Linked DNA regions of Homo sapiens: regions 1 and 2 are each linked to region 3. A link is a loop called in an ENCODE intact Hi-C map of the cell type or tissue named here. Cell type or tissue: GM12878. All regions are shown on one strand.

Region 1 (2,500 bases), 440 kb after region 3:
GGCTGAGTGTGTAACATTTTTCACACAGTTTTCTCTATTTAGTTTTAAAGACACTTCTATAAGGCTGGTATTGTCATCCCCAATTGTGAGTTCCTAGGAAAGCTCTTACTGCAGGTGACTTGGCTTTCATTCCTCAGTGACTTGCCTGGTACCTGGCATGTGGTGCTACTCCATTAATTTGTTGAACACATGAATGAATTATTCCTGTTTTACAAATTAGCAAAATAAGACTCTGTGAGGAAAAATATTTTATCTAATGCTAGGGAGCATCTCTATTAATAAAATACCAATCAACAGAAAATGCAGATATTTTGTAAGAGGCTCCAGAATGTCTACATAGGAGGAATTTGGAGGAGGGACTCCAATTGAAAGGGAGGATTTTGGCCGGGTGCAGTGGCTCACGCCTGTAATCCCAGCACTTAGGGAGCCTGAGGCGGGTGGATCACGAGGTCAGGAGTTCCAGACCAGCCTGGCCAAGATGGTGAAATCCTGTCTCTACTAAAAATATAAAAATTAGCCGAGTGTGGTGGTGGGCACCTGTAATCCCAGCTACCCAGGAGGCTGAGGCAAGAGAATTGCTTGAACCCGGAAGGAGGAGGTTGCAGTGAGCCAAGATTGCGCCACTGCACTCCAGCCTGGGTGACAGAGCGAGACTCTTGTCTCCACAAAAAAAAAAAAAAAAAAAATCTCCACCTACTGTCAGTGTCCTCTAATTGCAGGCTAGAGGAACTTACCTGGAGAAATTAAATGACTTCCCAAGCGCTGAACTGGCAATCCTGACTTCCAAAGGGATAACAATGTCTCAGCAACAAACTACTGAGTTTTTGGGATGAGTATGATATAATGTCTCTTTCCTGAACTCAGGATTCTACAAGCGAGACAGAATGATTTTTGATTATTAAGTTCTTGCTTAGGTTTTTAAAAAAATTAAAGTGCCCAAACATCAATAGATTTCCCTTTGCCTCTCAGCCAAAATACAGATACAAATCAAAATTCTTCTAAATGACCTGAGATTGCTTTGCTTAGTGTGATGAGTATCAGGATATGCTTGAGTCTCCAGCTATGTAAGGTTTGAACTAGCTGAAGAGAATTTCCAGTCCGCTAGAAGGCACTATACCTCTTAAAATAAAAGTAGACTTACTCTAAAGACAATACAACACAATGAACGCAAGAAATTCCAAAAAATCGACTCTGGCCCCAGATGACATTTTGTTTTTTTAATTTTGAAGTTTGCATTACAATAAAAATCTTCCTACCAGATAGGATGAACATGCCAGCTGCCAGCTGACTGACCTGATCATTTATTTATCTTTAACGTCTGAAGGAGGAGTGTCACTGGCTTAGTGATGTGGCCCCTTGGCAAAGACCTGAGCAGGGCCCAAGGGAACACTGTCAGTAGCTGCTATTACTAATTTATCTCAATGTCTTGCCTTATACTTAAAGATCACTGCCACTCAGCAAAGTCCTCTGGCATTATAAAACCCTCAGAAGGGAAGGGAGCCACTCACTGGGACGCTACAACTATTGGAGCTTTCAGTCATATTGTATTACAAGGATACAAGAAATTGCTCTAGCATTTGAAAGTAGGATGCAGCATAATTACATGCAATTAACTAAGAACTTCTTGGACAGCAACCCAAAGTGAGACTTTATCTAACAGGGCTGCAGAGAAGGAGAGAGAAAAAGGAAGAGACCTTATTTTAGCTGTGTTAGGGAACAAAATTTCAAAGGTCGAAGCTGATTGAAGTAGGTCATGTATAATGAGAAATGAAAAGCAGTTCAAAAATGCAAGAGTCTCCACTTCTTTCACTTGAACTGTCCATATTAAGTAATCATTTTACAACTCTTTTTTTCAATGCTATTGGCCCAAACAGTATTGTTTTCCTTTTCCAGTGTCCTGTTAGAGAGGTGAGGAGAATATTAAAGGAAATGGAGAATAGGAACTGAATTGAGGCAAATTCCCACCAAGCAACTTTAAGGTGGGAATCCACTTTTCTTTGTAGAACAAAAAGAGACAATTTTAGACAATGATTTGGTAAAATCTTTGCATGGGAGAAGTAGTTGCTAAATGTGGAAATAATTCCTGGATATGAATGCATGGATTCATGCCTTTTAGAACTCCTTTTTCTTTGTAGTTCATGGTGAACATAGTCTTTATAAAAATATCAACACTTATATTTGTTACATAGATTGATTCCAGATAAAATGCAAGAATTCATCTGGAAATCTATGATGTATTTTTCCATATGTTTGTCTTAGGTTGATTAGACTGGGTTTTGCATGACAACAGAAATATACTGTTGGGCTGAGGGGAAAGCATTTCTCAAGAAGACAGAATACTGATCTTCCTATAACTTTGAGGACTGAGATGTTTGTGTACACAGTGGCATCTGTTAACCATGGTGGGATTGTTTCAGAAAAAAAAAACATCTTTCAAAGAAAGACAAAAGATAGAATTATGAGTAAAGAATTATATAGGAATGAGAAACTAGCCCCTTGG
Region 2 (2,500 bases), 1.6 Mb after region 3:
AGTCTTAAATAACCACAATTACTTACAAATGGGGCATGTGTGTCCCTTAGGCCCTGCACAGCCTCTCCATCATTGGAATGAGACTGGACACTGCCATCCTTGTTAACTATTCCTGTTCATTTTTGCATACTACTTGCTTTTTATCCCATCAACCTCCAAAAACCTAGCTTTGCAAAAATATGATGTCACCTAGGACTGTAGGAATGTAGTGTAATTTAGTATGAAAACTCTAAAGTCATTTGCTTGGTTTCTGGTAGACGCTGCTCCATTTCCTTCAAAAACTCAAAATATCCTGGGGCCTCTCTGTGAGTTGGCTGCAGCACCTTGGGGTGTCCCAGCACGTAGTTTGGAAACAGCAGGGTTAGTTTATACCTTAGCCTCTTTCATTTTCTTGGATCAAGCTATTTCTATTCTCTTTAGTAGCTTCTCCGGCTGCCTTTCTACAATTTCTCCTTCCCAATTTTCTTTTTGAGTAGCCGCAGACTGTCTTAATCAAATATGACTTAAAGTATGTAGAGATACAGAGATACATAAGCATGTATATCATTATAGTAACGCCACCATTCAGAGGCCTATATCCTGGTGAAGGACTCATTTCCTTCCCTCTCAGCTTCTGTAAGGGAGTTAATCGCCTTTGAAGGTTTTCAACACCAAACAGATAGAAACATGCATTAACACACTAAAACACCATGTCACCTCACATCTATAAAAGATGGGAGGCTGGGAGGAATATTCTCTGTCCCCACAAAGATAATTCTAGTCACAGTGGAAGCCAGTGCTCTCCTCTGCTAAAATTTGCTTGTATACAGTACTTTAAGGCTTAGCTGTTCAATTATTTTCAAAATCATTGACCATTTGAATCATTACAAACTGTTTTTAGAGGGAAAAGGAACATAACATTTTAGCCCATTAGGGGAATTTCAAAGGACTAGAAAGCATGTTCTCATTGTGAGAATCAATTACGCACCTTCATTTCTTCACATCTCAAGTCACCTTCCGACGGCTCATGTGACACAGTTAGCGGCAGGAGGAGTGCTGTCAGAGCTCATTACCAATGCCACACACTGTGAAACAGAGCAGGAGGCAGCCTGACATTCTCTCCTTCAAAGTGAGAATTAAAGCAAATTGAATTTGCTTATGCTGAGATAAAATAATACAGTAAGTCCCTGTACCCCCTCCAAAATAAAAAGGTCATGATTTCTTATAAAGTATAATGAGGGGGGAAATGACTTAAATTAAACCTCTGCTTATCTGCATTGTTGGCTAATTACAACATTAGAGATTCACCCCACCACCACCACCACCCTGGCAGTCTTCACGGTAACATAGCGCCATCTAGTGCTGATATCATGTTAGGGGAATTCAAAAGCACACGTGTAAAGGGCACCTAAAAAGCAATGGTAAAATAAAATAAAATAAAGTAAAATAAAATAAACAAATATTTACTGAGTACCCACTATATAAATACCATATGCCTGCTTTTTTTTTCCTTCACAATTCTGGGAATTGTGTAAAGCTTTCATAAGCAGGAATTGCTCTGACTTTTGTGGAAATTATTTACATGATAGTGAGGGGGGAAGAAAGAGATCCTCTGTTGGAAGTTGTGTCAGCGATTTCATCAACATTAAATATGAGCGTAGAGGTGGCCATCAGGCTTCTCAGCTTGAGCAGAGCCATGATTACATTTACTGCACCTCTTCCCAGAAAAATATGGGGCTACTTAGCATTTATATTGCACTTTTCGTCTCCAAACCACTTTGCAGAACCTCTGAATAATTCCCCCAACGCCCTTCAAAGTAGTTATTACTCCATACTATCAGCCTCTTTATGAAAGCTTTTGATGGCTGTTTTCACTGCGTGTGAGTGAACTGCATTTACCAAAGAGAATTTCTCCAAAGACTCATGTCCAGAGTCAAAGAACAATTACTATCTAAAACCTTAATATTCCCCCTTTTTACAGAGCAAAAAAAGGCTTATAATTAATTTACATAGTGAACACATTACCTCTTTCCTATTCAAAGATAAGAATGTCAGGATAAAGGAAAGCATTGCATCATCAATATGAAATGCTTCCCTATTTTTCCACCAGTGCTACCACACCTAAAATAATAGCATTGTTGTGTCCTCAAAATATTAAGAAAACCCAGGAGACAATTGAGATGGGCAGACTGCTAAAAGAGGATGACCTTATAAATTAGGACCCTGTGATATATTAAGGATCTGACTTTTTTATTTAAAAGGTAAGTGTCTGTCACTCCTAACTTAATCACCTTTTATAAACCAGTTATTCCTTACAGTATTTGGATTAGTGGTGTAATTTAAAACCAAAAATAAAAAGGTACAGAAGTTGTCATTTTAATGAGTAATATTCACATTTTTCTATATATAATTCATGTTTAAACTTCTTAACTGGGCTTGTACCTTTTGTAAAAGAAAACAGAAAAAAATTTTTGTAATCACAAAGCATTTTTACTGTGTGACTCCCATAAACTATGGGATA
Region 3 (2,500 bases):
GTAAAATGTTTAATGCTTTCATTTTTTTAGTGGATTCTTCAGATGGCTCACTTTTTAAAAAATAACATGGGGGAAGTAAGTATGGTTTCATGTGGCTAAGTCAAGCGTGTTGCATATTTTAAAAATTATAAGTCATCTGTTTTGGAAATATTATAGATCAAGACATTTTGACAAAAATGGTTTTACAATGTTCATTTATATATCCAGCATTCCCAGGTCAGATGTCTGGTAGACCATTCCACAGACCTTTTCACAGTTCAGCTGCAATTCTGAATTCTCAATTTGCTATCTTGTTGAGGGAAATATTATTAAGTCTCTAATCTCTGTGAAAGAATATCTCCTGTCTGCCTTTTCTTTAATTGGTGTAGGTCCAATTCTAAAACAAATGTGTGAAATGTGGAAAATAGGTATATTTAAAATTTTTTTTTTAGCTATTGAATGTTTCATTTACCTTGTTTCATTACTTTCTTGACATCCTTAAGGAGTTGTGTAAGGCATGTCTTCTTACTAGGAAATTGTGTTTCTTGAGATTTATGTGGAATTATTTCTCTATCCATAAAATATAAATGTTCATTTTAAAATCAGAAAGTAGCCACATTCCTCACTTGAATTCTGTTTGCTTAGGGCAAAAACTTTTAAAATGAGGATTAGAAAGTTAAGAAGTTAAGAACATGAGCAAATCAGTTTTGAAATATATTTAAGAAGCATAATCATCATTAATAGTATGGTGATATTTTGGCCCAAGAGCTGTCCTTTATTATACCTAAATATAATTTTGAATGCAATTTTATATTTCACAATACAGTTTATTGCTTTTTATGAAAAGCAACTCCCCTGATTAAAATAAACCTCTTTAAACTCTCAAACTTTTATATTCCATAAGTTTATAACCGTTTTTTAAAGAATATCTAAATGTACTATCTTTCAATGCTTGACATATAGTTGGTTTTATGAGCTTAATAGTAAAACACTAAGTTTTAAAGTGACATATGACTCAGTCATCAGGCAAGAGTCAGCTTAATAAATTTTCATGTACAAACGTGCAAATAAATGAATTATTCTTCCTTATAGTTGATAACTATAGATACATTATATTTTCTAATAACACACTTCCTGCATACTTACACATAAACACACACACATATTACATCCATGTACATACTCCCATTTTTGCTGCCTTTCTCATCTACCCAGTTTTCATTTTTCTTCAGTAACCTCAATTTTTATGATATAGTGCTATCTAAAGTACTTATGTTAAACAGCATAAACAAGTTTGACTCTATAGTTCTACAAAAGTATATTTACCAAATCAGTAGTTCTTGATTCTGACTATGTGTCAAACCGGGATTGTTTTTCTTTTTAAATACAATTTTCCAGGCCCTATCCTCATGCTTTTTAACAGGCATGGGAGGGGAGATGCAAGAGGCATCTCTGTTTTTTCAAAATAGGCAATTGATTCTGATGGGCAGCCAGACCACACAAAGAATTTTCAGTTTGTTTTGCAACTGTTAAATAGGAACACTAGATGGTGCTGTTTGATAACCTGGAAAGAAATTTATACTGTACCCAGAGTATGCATTCAGCGATAAATTTACAATGAATTGTGTGTGTATACTTTCTTAATTATCATGAAAAGGTATGCTTACTAGAATTCCAAAGGAAAGCACACAAGAGCAGACAAATATTGACAGAAACCGCAAAAGAGTACCTAATAAATATTTTTAAGTGGTGAATTTTTTTTTTTTTTTTGAAATGGAGTATCATTCTGTCACCCAGGATGGAGTGCAGTGGCGCAATCTTGGCTCACTGCAACCTCCACCTCCCGGGTTCAAGCAATTCTTCTGCCTCAGCCTCCCAAGTAGCTGGGACTAAAGGTGTGCTCCACCACACCCGGCTAATTTTAGTACTTTTAGTAGAGATGGGGTAGAATTCTCCATGTTGGTCAGGCTGGTCTCGAACTCCTGACCTCAGGTGATCCACCCACCTCGGCCTCCCAAAGTGCTAGGATGACAGGCTTGAGCCACCGCGCCCGGCCTAAGTGGTGAAAAATTAAGTGGTGAAAATGTTACCTCCTAATGAGCATCATTTTTTAAAACATTAGGATTTAAGTGTGTGACTGATAACTCAATTTAGTAAATGAGTAATTTTCTTGATTTCTTAGTTACTTCATCATAGCTTTTCATAAGAAACAGGAGAATTCTCTTACTGTAGAATAAAGTATAAACTTTAGAATAAACTTCTTTATCCAGTTTCATAGTCCACAGGTGATTAAGAAGAAGGCAAAAAATACTACATTGTCTTTTCCCTATACTGTGACCGTGGTGCTTAAGATCCAAACACTTTTTTCATGACAGTATACAGTCTTTCTGGAAAAAAAAAGAAAAACATTTTTACTTTAAAAAAGCTTTCCTTGATAAATTGCAACAAAAGCTATTCATTTCTTCCTGTTTCACTTTTGATAAAATACAATTAACTGATTTTGAATGGTTACTGTTTATTA

Evidence for each region. A loop is a pair of places that touch in the nucleus more often than their neighbours do. Peaks named below come from ENCODE experiments on the same cell type or tissue, not always from the same donor. Only the 100,000 strongest peaks of a DNase experiment are listed, where the experiment ranks them.
Region 1: a loop joins it to region 3, with 5 times the contacts of the local background. A loop is called at or near these places in 5 of 110 quality-filtered maps.
Region 2: it touches region 3 in a loop (7-fold over the local background); 12 of 110 quality-filtered maps call a loop at or near these places.

The regions. Positions count from the first base shown.
Region 1 is chr5:114,802,124-114,804,623 of GRCh38, reverse strand. No RefSeq gene overlaps it. Among named protein-coding and RNA genes, the nearest start is that of LINC01957, 230 kb to the right of the region's middle. In GM12878, a CTCF peak has its summit at 1,087 (motif pointing right); no DNase peak of the experiment used is centred here.
Region 2 is chr5:113,677,952-113,680,451 of GRCh38, reverse strand. All of the region lies in intron 1 of LOC107986441 (a long non-coding RNA gene), which reads right to left. Among named protein-coding and RNA genes, the nearest start is that of YTHDC2, 170 kb to the right of the region's middle. In GM12878, a CTCF peak has its summit at 1,335 (motif pointing left); a DNase peak (open chromatin) is centred at 1,314.
Region 3 is chr5:115,245,605-115,248,104 of GRCh38, reverse strand. The region is part of intron 2 of PGGT1B (protein geranylgeranyltransferase type I subunit beta); the gene reads left to right. Among named protein-coding and RNA genes, the nearest start is that of PGGT1B, 16 kb to the left of the region's middle. In GM12878, a CTCF peak has its summit at 1,528 (motif pointing right); a DNase peak (open chromatin) is centred at 1,542.